Regions from separate parts of the Mus musculus genome. Here region 2 is linked to region 1. The links are chromatin loops, found by intact Hi-C in ENCODE. Cell type or tissue: left cerebral cortex. All regions are shown on one strand.

Region 1 (8,000 bases):
ACATGCAAACACACATACACATGCAAGTGTACACACACACACACAGTGCAGCACAACACAGCACAGCACAGCACAGCACAGCACAGCATGAGTATCAAGATACTTATACGTGTTTTAGTGAGAAATATGGAACCTTTGATTTAGCTGACACTCTCTCACATTGCACATACATTGAAGCTACCTACCAGTGGTCAACTACACACACACACACACACACACACACACACACACACACACACACCACTATTATAAAGTAACTGAAGGGAAAAACAAAATCTGACCAAAGAAGACATCTATCTTATCTTCATTTATGTTGGATTCAAACCCCAGTCCTCCTTCTTATATAGTAGGGGCTTTAACCACTGAGCAATCTCCCCCACCCAAAGCAAGAGATGTCCCTAAATGAATACAAACTTTTAAATGTATGCAACTACAAGACAATTTTCAAATTAACTAAAACAAAATATTGTCTTCACTTTTATTGAACAACTTTGGCTTATTAGCACCAAAGTCTTGGTTTAGTAGAGTGACTTGATTCTCTCTGGTCTTTGTGTCAGAGCTGGCTCTAGTTCTCACAATGTATCAAATTCATTTTTATAGATATTTTGATTATTTTGGGTTCAATACTTGATGTTTCCCCATATAAATCTTGCATGTGATAATCAACTCAGTACAAAAATGCAAATATGCTAACCCAGTCTCCAAAGGCATACTGCTTTGGTGTAGATGCTCTGGTTTATTTGATCAATGTAAAATTTCCTCTGGGTCATTAGATGATGCTTTTCAAATAATAATTTAAAAAAATTGAAAACGAATTAGTTGGGTGTCCAAACTTGAGACAGTGAAGCATCCCTTTAGAAAGAACTCTGATCCATCAGTAGTCATCCCAGGCTGTTTGGCCAGGACACTGATAATGCCCCTTGTCGGCTGTCATGCTCAGGTGTCTGTCTTTATATTGTTGCAGAATTGCCTATCAGAGAAATGATGATGACGAAGAAGAGGCTGCCAGGGAACGGCGCCGCCGGGCCCGGCAGGAAAGGCTGCGGCAGAAGCAAGAGGAAGAATCCTTGGGACAGGTGACAGACCAGGTGGAGGCCCATGTCCAGAACAGGTACTGTCCTCCTCTCACGGAGGCATCTCTGGGTTGTATCTTCATCTGCCCCGTTGAATGGAGTTTGCTAGCAGATCATTGCATCCTCAGACCAACGCAACCATTAATGGTTGCTTTCGGTTTTGCTGATATGGTTTCTGACTGCATATCCCAAGCTGGAACTTACTATGGAGCCCAAGCTACATGTAGTTTTGGTTTATTTCTTTTATTTTCTGTATATTAAGAGGAGGCTGTTAATAGCTCTGTTAACTTGGTCTATTTTAAACAAGAAACAAAAACAAAAACAAACAAACAAAAAACTTCAAGCTAAGGGTCGTGGCCTCCTCAGCTAATTTCCTAGTGTGGTCTTGCAAACACTGAAGCATTAGACAAGTTTCATAAGAAATATAATATTTACGTAGTCTATAGAAACCTTGGCCATTGGTAATTAGGCCCTAACTGGGGAGGAAGTGTAGCTAAGAGGAGTGGGGGAGGGCCAGCTATGATCACTGGGTTTCACTCATTCACTGGTTTTGAATCCCAATTTGGCAGACGGTGTTACTTCACTTTTAAAAAGTACAGCCATGGGCTGGCAAGATGGTTCAGGGGGTAAGAGCACTGACTGCTCTCCCGAAGGTCCTGAGTTCAAATCCCAGCAACTACATGATAGCTTACAACCATCCATAATGAGATCTGATGCCCTCTTCTGGTGTGTCTGAAGACAGCTACAGTGTAGTTATTTACAATAATAAATAAATCTTTGGGCCAGAGCAAGTAGGGACTGAGCGAGCAGAGTTGACCAACCAGAGCAAGCAGAGGTCCTAAATACAATTCCCAACAACCACATGAAGGCTCACAACCATCTGTACAGCTACAGTGTACTCATATGCATTAGGGGGGGAGGGAGGGGAGGGAGGGAGGGAGGGAGGGAGGAGGGAGGGAGGGAGGGAGGGAGGAAGGAAGGAAGGAAGGAAGGAAGGAAGGAAGGAAGGAAGGAAGGAAGGAAGGAAGGAAGGAAGGACAGCCACAGTTCCCTTTGAAGAGCACTGCTCAACCGCAGAGATAAGAGTGTGCATAAGCCACTCAATGCCTTGCACACAGTAAGCACACTAAGCACACTCCACAGTGTGCTCCAGGCAGAGTCTCCCAGGAAGAGGGCAGCACAGCCATCTGTTGCCTTTTTCTGCTCTCGAGCTAAAGAGAGGAGTCAAAAAATAATACTTTTTAAAGAGACGTTTTTGAGGCCTTTCCTGGATCTAGCTGTTAGTGAGTGTTCCACAATGGTTTTCAAAGTTACAACTGATCGATAGTGTTCTGCTTCTGAGAATCTTGCTTCTGGACTCGGATAACAGTGCTATGCGAGCCCATGAGGCCCTGGGTTTGAGACTCGGCTCAACAACCAAGTCAGCAGCACACACAAAGGTCCTGTTTCTACTTACACTTCCTTTCTGCTTTAATTTTATTAGTAGCCATTTGATGAGATTACCTACATTTAAAAATTCTTTTGCCAAGCATGATAGCACATGCTTGTTAATCCTAGCATTTCAGAGGTTGAAGAAGGAGGACCAGGAGTTTGTGGTTAATCTTGGCTTTTTGGTGAGGGCAAGGTTACCCAGGGCTACACAAGACCCTGTATCAAAAGAACTAAAACAAACAAACAAAAAAGTGGCTTTTAAGGAAAATACATTCGGGTCTGAGCACTTGGTTTCTTGCAGGCGTATTAATTAGGTATAAAGTCTTCTTGGGGTTAAACAGCTTTAACTGGCACTTAATAGCTACTGGTGACTGTTAACCATGATCTATAAAAGACAACAGAGAAAGGCTCAGTGGAGTCTGTGGATTTCTTAACAGAATTCTTGTCTGGTGAGCGCTTTGGAATTTGCAGTACCTTTTTAAAGTGCTAGAACTCAGTTGGTCCAAGCGTCCTGTGCACAGACCTTTGCCATTGACCTCCCAGTTCCCCATATTCCTGTGGCCATGTAATCCGCATGCGGCTAATTCACAGCGACAATGTCCTGCAGCAACAGCAGAGGCCCAAAAGGCTTAAAATCTAGGCTTTCTTCTATGATATTTTGTTGTTAACTATATGATGTGTTTTTCCAAATCCAAGTGAACTTGAACATCAGAGGAGCCAAGTTTGGTATGAACCATGAAATTTGATGGAGTTTCTAAACATTTTAAGACATAGGCTTCCAGCTCCAGTCGCCGTTCTGGTATCACATGACTGGTAATTCCAGCCAGGAGGGGCCGACGCCCTTGGTCTGGGCAGTGTCCAGCACCCTGGAAGAGTGATTAAGATGATGGACATGCTACAGTTTGGATTTTCCCTTTTTTTTTCTTTTAAAAATAAACATTGGGTTTAGCCAGCCTTTACCCATTGGAGAAAAGTAGAAAAAGCTCTTTATTCTTGGAAGTCTGTACAAAGGAGTTATATTGTCTAGATTAGTTATGGTAATGTTGTTGCTATGAGAATTTTCATATTTTAACACGGTATGCTAGTGCACTGTGGATATTTTTGTGTACTGGATAAAGTGCTTTCTGTCTTACTTTTTAATCTTATTTTTATTACTTTTATTATATTATTTTTTGAGAGAGGGGGATCTCATTGTGTATTACTTACTGGCTGCTCTGAATCTTGCTATGTAAACCAGGCTGGCCTCAAACTCCCATAGATCCGTCTGCCTCTGCCTTCTGCACTGGGATTAAAGGTACATGCCACCAGGCCTGCCTCGCCACCTGTTTTCAAAGCAGGGTCTCACACTGAACCTGGGGCTCATTGATTCAGCCTGACTGGCTCCTCAGTGAGCCTCAGGGGTCTTTCTGTCCTTCTATCCTCCATGGCTCTGTCAACCCCTAACAACCAGAGCCTTCTGAACACCAACAGAGATGGCAAACATGCACACATGATCAATTGTGCTGTCCTGGACACATTGTTCATACTTACATTTCTTTGGTTACCTGGTCCTGTCTAGAAGGTGACGAGGTCCTGTCTAGGTATGAGGGAGGACAGAGGATAGGAAATGTCACCCTTGACTAGCAGTCATTAACCCGTGAATTGTGGAGAACACTTAGATGTCTCCAAAGAGAAGATATTGACATGAATGTAGACTCTCACACTCGCCACACTCTTCCCCTCTAAGTCCCTCAGGCCCCACCAATCCAAATCAGGAATGACTTGGTGGCATCAGTATGAATCTCTGACACTCACAGAATTCACTCATTATTCTGATTTGATCCTTGTCATAGTTGGGATCCACAGTGACACAGATTCCGAGATCAAGGTTTAATCACAAGGAGTCTGTGAGGTCACCTCAGAAAACAACGGTTGGGGTGTAGGTAAGGGAGACACAGGAGGAAAGTTGTTTTCTGGCCTAAGTGTCCACTGTGGAGCTCTGGGACATAACTCCAGTAAGAGCCGTGGCTGTAGGATTAGCCTTCAAAACAGAGAAAAGCCAAAGTATTTATATGATGATGCACCTCTGATTTTGTTGAGTGACATTAGTATTCAGAGGCCCTACACAAGTTGAGGAGACACAGTGTCCTGAGAAAGACCAAGAGCGAAGACTTGGATAGGCTCAGTTGGAAGCATAGAGTGGTGACATCTACGGGCATGTGAGCTGGATACTGCTGGTGCCTGCTCTGGCTGTGGTTGGTTCTATACGGTTAACCAACAAGTTGTCTTTGATGTTCCTTCTGTCATGCAGTGTCCCCGATGAAGAGTCTAAGCCAGCCTCCTCAAACACTCAGGTAGAAGGTGACGAGGAGGCTGCCTTACTGGAGCGCCTGGCTAGACGAGAAGAGAGACGTCAAAAACGCCTTCAGGAAGCCTTAGAGCGTCAGAAGGAGTTTGATCCGACCATAACAGATGGCAGTCTCTCAGGCCCAAGCCGAAGAATGCAAAATGACTCCGCCGAAAATGAGACAGCAGAGGGGGAAGAAAAAAGAGAGAGTCGCTCAGGACGGTATGAGGTGGAAGAAACAGAAGTGGTCATCAAGTCCTACCAGAAGAACAGCTATCAGGATGCTGAAGACAAAAAGAAAGAAGAAAAGGAAGAGGAGGAGCAAGAGAAGCTGAAGGGAGGGAGCCTTGGCGAAAATCAGGTAGAGAAGATGGTAGAGGAGAAAACACCAGAAATCCAAGAGGAGGCTGTGCTGATGGTATTGGAAAACGGGCAGGTCAGCGCAGAAGAGTCCAAAATAGAAGGGGATGGGGAACAAGACATGGAGGAGATAGCCCGTCGAAAAAAGATGGGGGAGGAAGAGAGAGAGAGAGCTGAGGCAGAGAGACTGAGGTTGGAAGTGGAGGGACAAGAACAAGAAAGAATCAAAGCTGAGCAGGACAGAAAGCTAGCAGAGGAACGGGCAAGAGTCGAAGCAGAACAGAAAGCCGCTGCCGAGGAGAGGGAGAGGAGGGAGGCCGAGGAGAGGGAGAGAAGGGAGGCCGAGGAGAGAGAGAGGAGGGAGGCAGAGGAGCGTGCAGAGCAGGCGAGGATCCAGGAGGAGCAGAGAAGAGTGGCTGAGGCACAGAAAAAGGCCAAGGCAGAGGAGGAGGAGAAGGCAAGGATAGAAGAGCAAAGACAGAAACAGCAGCTGGAGGAGCAAAGGAGTGAGAAGCGAGAAGCCAAGGACAAGGGGGAGAAAGGAGCCGAGAAAGCAGACAGGAAAGGAGTGAATGAAAGGGAGGCCCCAGACGACAGACTTCAGACAGCTGTCCCAAAGACGCAGGTACAGTAAGCACTGTGCACCTACTGTGTGATGCCTGTGACTCATGAGAAATGCAACGCACACCCAAGCGGGGGCTGAGGCCTCGTGCACGTGCTTCATCAGTTGGCAAACTATTCTTTTTTTTTTTTTTTTCAGGCCATAGCATTACCCAAGCATGGAGCAATTGAACCACAGCTGAGAATGCAATCGACCAAATTAATGAGACAACCAGAAAGAAATCAATTGCTTGGTGCTTGGGTGCTGTGGTTATTAAAAAAAAAAAAATGAATTAGCCCAAAGATGCTGAATGTGGTGGGTTTCTGTCAGCTTGTTTGTACATCTGCATCTGAACTCCCTCTGTCTGTCACATTCCCTGGGTGTGCATGAGGCAAGAGGCCTATACTTCTCACCTCACTCCGGTGTTTGATAGCAGTTTTTATTTTTCATTTTAAAATTAGGGGCTGGGGAGTTGAGAAAAAGAATTAAGTTCAGACATTTAGTCTTAGACAAAATTATAAATCCTTTGAAGTCAACTGGAATCAAGGAGATTGTTGGATGCTCCCCCAACCCCGACAACAACAAAAAAGAAAAAAAAAAAAAAAACACCTTTAAAAGCCTGACTTGCCATCATGTAGACCTGGGTTTAATGTAGACTTGCAGAAAACCATTGGTCTTGGGTAGGGCCAATTAACAACTGATGGACAACTGAGAGTTCACAGTTTGTTCCCTTTTGCTATGTGGCTCAGGAAGAATAGGTAGGGATAGCAGTTGGAGAAGGAAGTATAAAATATAAACGTTTTGTGGGTTTTTTTCTCTATCTGCAAGGCTGCATGAAAAACAAACCCTGTAAGAGCTGTAAAAGACAAGAGAACCGCTTGCACGCTCACCTCTCCAGAGTGAGCCCTCTGCACTGCCTCGCACTGAAGTTGTTTTCCTCCCCTGCTTCTATACCCAGGGCTCATGCACATGGCTGTAGTTGAGAAAATCCTGAGCAGGATGTCAATGCCTGAAACACCATGTCATGCTAGATTCCAGTGAGCACAGTGGGAGGCACAGGAGGACAAGAAATAGGGAGGGGTTGGGACATATCACCCCTGATGACAAGCCACTAGCACCAGGTACCACTGGCACCAGGGGGTCTGAGTGTGTCACTGAGATGGGCCACAGCGACATCACAGCCCACGCGGAGTGATCTGAACACCCTCTCACTCTTGCAAGCTAGACAGGGCTTCTATTTACGTGAGTGACCTTCCCCGTTCTTGAAAAGGAAAAGGAAGAAGAGAAAGGAGTTAAAGGGCAAGCTCAAAGACAAAAGCCTCGGGATGACAAGCCTGCCTTCAGAAAGGAAGAGGTAAATGTCTTTAAGAATAATCATATCCTAAAGCCACGCGGAAAGCAGCAGGCCTGGATCTGATCTTGGAATTGCAACCCCTCCCCTGTGGTTTCCAGACTGTGGCTCATGAGTCACTGATGAGATTGTATAGGTGCCTCCAAACTAATTAATCAGGTTGGGGACATGACCCAGTGAGTTAAGTGCTGGTCACTCAAGCAGGAGGACTCGAGTTTGGGTCCCCAACACCCACATAAAAAGCTGGGCATGGTATAGGGGAGTGTCTGTAATCCCAGCTTTGGGAAGCAAAGACAATAGGATGGGTAGGGGATTCCAGGGACTCACTGGCGGCCAATCTAGCCAAACAGTGAGCTCTGGCTTCTCGTAAGACCTTGTCTCAAAAGTTATGGTAGACAGCAATAGACAACACCCAAAATCAACCTGTGCCTTGCACGCACACACACACACACACACACACACACACACACACACACACACACACACACTTGTACACACATATTCATACACACTCTTATATCACACACAAGCACACATGTGCAGACAAAGTCATATACACTCATACACCATACACATATGTACTTGAGAGTTCACAAAAAGGAAGCGGAATTGAAAGCATCCGAGGGCACGTAGGCAGTTGTAGTCCAGTGTTCTCACAGAAATTAATTGTCTTTCTTAGTGTTTGTCACAGTCAAGAGCTCGGACAGCCCTGCTCCTCAGTCTTGCCTACGTCCTGCTCTGACAGTGTAACGTTGGCTTCTGTGAACCCTTCGCGGCTTACATTGCAACCGTGAAATATTTCCAGCTGGCTTTGATTAACACTTTAACTTTTTCATGAAAAAGCACACCCCCACCCCA
Region 2 (8,000 bases), 92 kb before region 1:
ATGAGTCACCTCATCTAGGTGCTAGAAATGGAACTTGGGTTCATCTGCAAAACTAGGACACTTCCTTAACTGCTGAGCCACTTCTCCAGCAATAAATAATAATTAAAAACACCAATTGTTATTATTTTGTTTTTCCCAGACAAGGTTTCTCTGTGTAACCCTGACTACTCTAGAGCTCACTCTGTAGACCAGGCTAGCCTCAAACTCACAGAGATCTGCTTGTCTCTGCCTCCCGAGAGCTGAGATTAAAGGCGTGTGTGTTGTTACCACCCAGCTGACCACTTATATTTTAAGAAAGATAGCCATCTGGCTTTAAGTTGAGACAATGGGAGATTAAAGCTTACATACTGTTTACATTTTATCAATTAGTTAATGGAATTTCCAATAAAAAGATTAACACTGGGCTTCGGTGAGGCTTGACTGGACCCTTGAGATCAGCTCTGTCCTGGTTGAAGGAAGGAGAGTGGATAATGATGATTTCATTTGGATCTGAACGTGGACAAGGATAAGCATCTGGACACTTCATTTGATGCACACTGAGCAATCAACATGTTCTCAGCGTCATCACTGGCTCTGGGGATACAGAAATGAATGTGACCCAAGTAGCCTACTGCTTATTTGCCCCATGAAAGTCAATGTTGTCTGTGTGAGAGCAGGGAGCTCGTCTCTCTCCACCCCTGCTGTCCTTAGCAAGCTCCAGTTGGTGGCTAGAAGTCCAGTCCCAGGTAAGACTTGACTCTGTCTCATAAGGTAGAAAGAGTGAAAGATCGTTCTTAGATTATTTGTTCCTATGCGAGGACTAATCCCTGTGTCTAAAACAGACTTAGAGGAGCACACGGGCAGAGCCAGGTGTTTTCCTTCCATCCGGGAAACACGATGCGGCAGAACGAGTCGAGTTTATAGGAGGACTTTGAATCCTTCCAGCTACTTTTTAAATGGGATCACATGAAACCTAGCCCTTTTGATGATGTGTGTCACAAGTGACTTATGCGGGGAATTTCACATGGAAATTACCTCACTGGAGGCCTGCTTTGGTGTTCAAATACCTAGAGGCTGGGGCAGGTGCCTAGAGGGCTCACTGCTTGCTTCTCTCTCCTCTGTGTGATTTCCAAAAGGGCAAAGCAAACTGCAGAAATCAAAGAGCATTGAACTCTTAGTTTGAAAACATCTCAAGGCAATCAAGAAGGGAACTGATCCAGTCTCTAAAAACAGAGGTTGTGATTTGTCCCCAAACATCAGACAGCCAACTTTTGCTAAATTAACTTGGTTGACGGGTAGTCATACAGAATGACATTCTATAAAAAGAACAGATTTGGGGGCTGGAGAGCTGGCTCAGTTAGTAAAGAGTTTGCCATGTAACTGTGAAAGAACCTGAGTTTGGGTCTCCAGTATCCATGAAAAAAAAATTAAGCTGGGGGATTTGAGACAAGCAAAATCTTAAAGCTTGCTGGCCAGTCAGGACATCCAAATTAACAAGCTGCAAGTTAGGTGGTAGACCCCCACTTAAAACAAGGTGCCGGGGGACTGAGAAAAAACACTAATATCAGTCTCTGGCCTCTCTATACATGTATACCCCCATCATTGCCACCCAGAGAGAGACAGATACAGAGACAGACAGAGAGAGACAGAGAGAGATTTAGGATTTAGAATGCAGCTCTTGCCACTGCCAGCTGAGAAGACTTGGGGGAAATCATTTAGTCTCTGTTGACCTTCCTAGACCCCATCATAAAATATTTCCAGTAATATTTGTCTTGCTGACCTCTGGGGTTGCCATTAAAATCACTCCAGAGAGGGTGTGATGGCTAGTTTTATGTCAGCTTGACACAAGGGAGAACCTTGTGGCAAGAGGGAGCCTCAGCTGAGAAATGAGCCCACCCGATTGGCCTGTGGTGCATTTTCTTGATTGGTGATATGTGTGGAAGGAGGACATAAGCTCACTGTGGGGAGTACCACTCCTTGGTTGGTGGTCCTGGGTGCTGTAAGAAGGCAGGCCACATAAGCCATGAGGGGCAAGCCAGTAACCAGGGCTGCTCCTTGGCATCTACATCGAATCTTACCTCCACATTCCTGCCTTGATTTCTTGCCCCGATTTCCCTGGATGATGGACTACAAACTGCAAGACGAAATAAACCTTTTCCTCCCCAACTTGATTTTGCTCATGGTGTTTTATCACAGGAAAAGAAAGCATAACTAAGACACAAAGAATCCTGAAGCTCTGTTTATTGTAGTCGCACCGCTCTTACATTCTTAACTCCGCTGAGATGCCCCCAAGTGTTGCATGGAAATCGGTCCACAAAGGGTTCCTCTCTTATGTGATAGAGGCATTATTGCCTAATGACCAGCTGCTTCATTCCCACCAAGCATTCCAGACATTTCAGAGCAGGAACAAGGTCTATGGGAAAAGTCAAAAGGAGACCGGTCAGAGGAATTCCACTGGCTGTTCCCAGGGCCCTGTGTACAAAATGGCCCCCTGTGCCTTGTTATTTTTCTGTGGTCGCTGATGTCTACAGCTTCCTATACGAGGGCAAATGCAGATCTGGGTGACAGTGAATGAGCAGTAAGTGTGTCCATAACTAGTTTTCTAGTGCAAAGGGCGTGTGTCTCATCTATGGGATTGTGCCCTCCACCCAGGGCTGCTCCTTGGCATATACATAGAATCTTACCTCCACATTCCTGCCTTGATTTCTTGCCCTGATTTACAGTACTCTTCAACTGTAAATGCAAACAGCACAGGGCTGCCAATCTTTCGGCTAAGGAGAGTGACATGCTCAAACTTTCCCAGGGCTCCACACGGCTGACTTCAGCTGGTGTTCTAGGACAATGTGATACTAGCGTCTGACCTAAACCTTGAGTCTCATAGACCAGATGGTTTATGTCCACGTGTTGTGTTTAAAATGGACTCACTGGACACCTTAGCCTAAGGCTCTGTGGCGCATGGCAAAGTTGGGAAGCACCTACCATCTTGTTGGAGTGGAACAAGATTATTCTACTCTGGCTGTTCCTTGCCTTGGCTTTTGGCTTACTTTAAGAAACTGGAAATAAAAGAAATCATGACCTATAGCTCTGTCCCCAGGTATTGAAAATGTAACCCATAAGTCAAAACTATTACTAGAAAAAGAATTAAGACTTTGTTTTGTGGGTTAGAGAAATGGTTCCATGGCTAAGAGTATTTGCTGCTCTTGTGATGGGCCCAGGTTTGGTTCCCAGCACCTACATGATGCCTCCTAACTATCTGTAACCCCAGTTCCAAGGAATCCAACACTCTCTTCTGGCCTGTGTGGGTGCTACATGCATGTGGGGTGTGTGTGTGTGTGTGTGTGTGTGTGTGTGTGTGTGTGTGTGTGTGTACATGGACCACACATACACATAAAAATTGTATATATACATATATATGCACATACATACATACATACATACATGCATATGTGATAGTGCAGTTACCCATGCAGTCCAGAAGAGGACACTGGATTCCCCGACAGGTGGTTGTGAGCCATCCATTTGGGTGCTGGGCACTCAAGTCCTCTGAAAAATCATTAAGCTTTCTTACCTGCTGAGCCATCTCTACAGTCCTTTTAATATATACAAAAATTAAGGGCAGACAGCATACAAGACTAAACCAGACAAAGCCCTAGCATGGAGAAGAGGAAGTAGACACAAAGCCCAACCTCTAACCAAGAAGCTATTTGTAACTGACTAGAAGAAAGAAAAATCAGTTTTCTCCAGTGGAGTCTCTGAGCATATCGACCCCATTAATGCCGACCATGCCCAGGACTAGATGGCTAACAAACAAACTCCATTGTTTTGTTTTTCGGGAGGGCTTACATTAGGTTTTTGTTGTTGCTGCTTTGTTTTTGTTTTTGAGAGAGAGAGAGAACCTGAAGATGAGAGGGTAAGGAGGTTTGAAGACATTTAGGGAAGGCATTTAGGGAGGTGAAAAATATAATCAAAATATATTGTATAAAAACTTTTTAAAATAAAAATCAACTTTAAAAAAAAAAGAACAGAAGATTACGAGCCGGAGGGATGAGTCAGTGAGTGACAGGTTTGCCATTGAAATCCTGACAACCCGAGTTTGAGCTAGGGCCCACTTAAATATTTGGCTAGCATGAATTTTGGACTTAGTAGGTTAGAAAGGGAAGAAGACATGTATCTGGGAGGGATCGGGGGTCTGGAGCAGTATGGGGAGTGGATAAGATCAAAGCACACTAAGTACATATGTGAAATTCCTGAAGAGTAAATAAAAATTTGTTACGTGGAAGGTGAACACATGACCTCCACATGTGCACTGTGGCGTGTGTGCCCTCCCCTCGCCAACACACACCATGCACACACACATACATACACAGTAATATATTTAAAAATGAAGCCCGTTACTTCTTAGCACCTTGGAACCCAAGCAGTTAACATCACACACAACACATGAAGCTCCGGCACTCACCAAGAAAGGATGGCGAAGGGATGGTGAAGTGATCAGATGGGAGGGACATCCCATCAGAGTGTCTCAACAGCCTGAGGCTTGTCCAGGCCAGGCTTCCACCCCTCAGGATGTTCAATGGCCATCCATGCTAAACACCAGCCTCAGGTAAACAGTGACTCTGAGTTGAAGGATGTTGTTTTCCTCAGAAGTCTGCGTCTTACACGTCCGCATCCACGAGAAAGTTATCAAAGACATCAACCACTTTCCCATGAGAAATCTAGAACTTTCATCCTTACATAAATGATTCTTTCCTCCCTGGTGCTTCCAGCAAGTAGAGAACTCTTCACAGTGCTTTAAAAATAAACATCTGACCTCCGTTCGCCCTGCTCTGGATGCGTTCTTACTACTTCTCCAATCAGAAGCCATCTTGCCTAGAAAAATCTACCCTTGTTCTTCTGTTAAAAATGGAAAGAACTTGGCTGAAGCAAGAGCGGCATGAATTATTCCCAGGCCGTGGAAAAATAGAGAGGGGTGCAGCTAAGAGCCTCATTTAAAACATCAAAGCCTTTTCTCTGCATTTTATGTGTTCTTATTTTATTCCAAAAAGGAAAGATTTCCCCTGTCTTCATACTTTACAAATAGGCTCCTCTGAAATCCCATATTTAAACTATACCCTTTGCCTTCCTTGAAATTTTAAGAACTCTGTAAAGTTTCCTTAGCTTCTGCAGCTTTCTACGGTCACATGATCACATAGAACTAGATGCTGGGTGGGGTAGGGGAGGGTTTCTCTGCTTTCCAGATGCAGAAGAGCAATGAAGGGTGAAGAAAGAAGCCGATACTCACAGGGGGCTCATAGTACGCTAAACTCATCCTAGTTTCCTCTTTCATTCCCTGTTATCTGTTCACTCGCTCAGGTACCCAGCAGGCTTTGATGAAATGATGAAATACTTGCCATCAATGAGCTGGTACCAGAACAACTGGAGCGAGAGGCTATCCCAAAAGCTGTTGCCTGTCTGTGGGATATGTTCTTCTAGCTGGGCTGCCTTGTCTGGCCTCAAGGGGAGAGGATGCACCCAGCCCCACAGAGACTTGATGTGCCAGGGTGGGGGAATAGCCATAGGGGCCTCCACCCTCTCAGAGGAGAAGCTAGGGAGTATTGTGGGTTGTGGGAGAGGGGTGACTGGGAGGAGGCGCAGTGAGCAGGATGTAAAGTGAATTAAAATATTTTATATATAGAATTTTATATATTTATTATATAAAATCATTATATTTTATATATAATGTATTATATGTTTATTATATAAAATTATAATGTATTATATATTATATATTACATATATCATATATTATGTATAAAACACTGAGGAGGGAAGATGGGAGGGGAAGGAGAAGTTGGAGGAGAGAGAGAGAGGTTAGTGCCATTGAGGCATTAACAAAATGTTCCAAAAGCTGAGGAGAGGAGACATTCTTCAAGGTGATTGTTACAACTCTCAGTAATAATTTGTATTAAGGTAATTGGTATGCAAAATGAATTTCCCTCAAAGCACAGCTCTGTTAGGTGCAGTCTATATATCCCCACAGTCTGTATTCTCCCACAGTTCCATGATGCGTTACCTATGCCCAGCCAGCTGAGCACGTTGAAGCTTCGTCTGCTGTCTAGCAAATCTATCTTTGCTACTCATTTATAAAAATATTCTCATGTTCATAATTCCATAGTGGCATTAAAAACATGTTCCACTAAAACAACAACAACAAGAGATTCTCATGCATGGAGTAAAGACCCATGTTAAGGGGCGGGAGAGGTGGCACAATGGTTAAGAGCACTTGGCTGCTCTGGCTCAGTTCACTTCCCAGGACCCATACATTCCATCACAACCAGTCCCAGAGGATCCAACACACCCTTCTGCACTCTGCAGGCTCCTGCAGGCAAGCAATGCACCCAAGTTCATACAGACAAACACGCTCACACTAAAAGATTGTCATTGTAATTGTAAATTGTAAAACTATGATGAAATACAACTCTACAACAGGTGAACTTTATAAAATAAATATAAAAGCCAAAACCGAAAAGGGCATGTACAATTTTAAAGCAAAGGGCATCTCTTGCTTATGGTCTTGACATGCATGCGGGCTGCTGGAGACTGGTTTGCAGAGGTGTTGGTGATTGTGAGGAGGACACATGGTAGACAGTGAGCAATGACTGTAGAGCCTGGGAAGTTTCAGAGCATCCTAGATAAGAAGTAGTCCTTGTATTTGACCTGTCTTGATAGGGTCCAGTTGCAAAGATATTCAGTATTTCCCTTCTAAGGTATGACAAGCCAAAACAAATATGGAAAGGTCGCCAAGTCACTGGTAAATAATCCAGTGTTGACTTTTAATTTAGAAATAATGGAGCAAATCGATCCCAGCCTCTTTCTGTGGCATATTGATTCATGTTGCCTTGAACTTTCTCTCATTGTTTATCCTTCTTTTTTACCTTGTTATTTTCCTGCTGATAAAATAGGTGGCTGAGGGCACGGGACCTTTGTGACTTGATCTATTCTGAGCTCACAAATTCCCTCCATTTTTCCTCCTTGCAGATTGGGGTTTCCTTTAGGTCTAGGCACGTGCAATACAAAGAACCTTGAAATGATATATAACGTGCAGAAAATCATACAGCCCTTAACTGTATGATCACCTTAACCACGTGAAGAATTTTCACATAGCAGACATGCCTGTGAGGTCAGCATCTATAGGAACAAAGGCACTCAGAAGCTCCCTCCAGGACTTACTGCCATCATTGCTACCTTATTCTGATCTCTGATGCCAGATGTATATCTAAGTTTATATTGACGGACTATGATAATTTTGGGTGTCTTGTCTAACCTCATGTCTCTCAGATGGATGTCCTCCGTTCTCAGTGCCATATTGTTTCATTCTTTGCCTGACACAGTTTCTCTGCTTTGAGGTTGATAGACACTAAGGTAACTTTCTCTGTGACTACAGTGAAAGGCGATGCTCTGAAGATTCCGGTTACTGTTGTCTGACAAACACACACAGTAGCAAAACTACAGTTATGAAGTAGCAATGCAAATAATGTTATGGTCCAGGGTCACCACAGCATGACAAAACTGTATTAAAAGGAAGATTAAGAACCACTGTTCTAAGGGAAAAACTCCCTCTCTCAGCAGCCAGCAATTGCTAGTAGCTCCTAGGCTAGATGTAGGTGTTGATAGCCTTCACTGCTCCATGCTGGGATGTTGCCTGGCTTGATCTTGTGCACGGGTCTTGTGCGCAGCTACTGAGTTTGTACATGTAACTGTCCTGCTGTATCCTGTAATACAGTTTCCTTATAACCTCACAGCTTCTGGCTCTTACAGTCTTTCCACCCTCCTCTTCCCACAACAATCCCCAAGCTTTAGAAGGAGGAGGTGTGATATAGATGCCCCAGTTAGAGCCAAGCACTGAGAAGGTCCTCATTCTCTGCATGCTGACCAGTGGTCAGTGTCTGGGTTAACACCATTGCTGAGAATTCAGCAATATGCTAATCTATGGGCATAGCAGTAAATCATTAGGACTTAGTTCAAGTTACACTCTAGAGCTC

Evidence for each region. Hi-C counts contacts between places; a loop is a spot of excess contacts. Peaks named below come from ENCODE experiments on the same cell type or tissue, not always from the same donor. Only the 100,000 strongest peaks of a DNase experiment are listed, where the experiment ranks them.
Region 2: a loop joins it to region 1, with 2.6 times the contacts of the local background. A loop is called at or near these places in 2 of 42 quality-filtered maps.

What each region holds. Positions count from the first base shown.
Region 1 is chr6:34,740,825-34,748,824 of GRCm38, forward strand. Cald1 (caldesmon 1) reads left to right here. Exons shown (of 14, transcript NM_001347100.1): 4 at 965-1,111; 5 at 4,795-5,191. Among named protein-coding and RNA genes, the nearest start is that of Gm38787, 12 kb to the left of the region's middle. In left cerebral cortex, no CTCF peak of the experiment used is centred here; DNase peaks (open chromatin) are centred at 4,897 and 5,596.
Region 2 is chr6:34,649,149-34,657,148 of GRCm38, forward strand. All of the region lies in intron 1 of Cald1 (caldesmon 1), which reads left to right. Gm13861 (predicted gene 13861) reads right to left here and starts at 4,767. Exons shown (of 2, transcript NR_167697.1): 1 at 4,439-4,767; 2 at 2,206-2,392. In left cerebral cortex, no CTCF peak of the experiment used is centred here; a DNase peak (open chromatin) is centred at 7,862.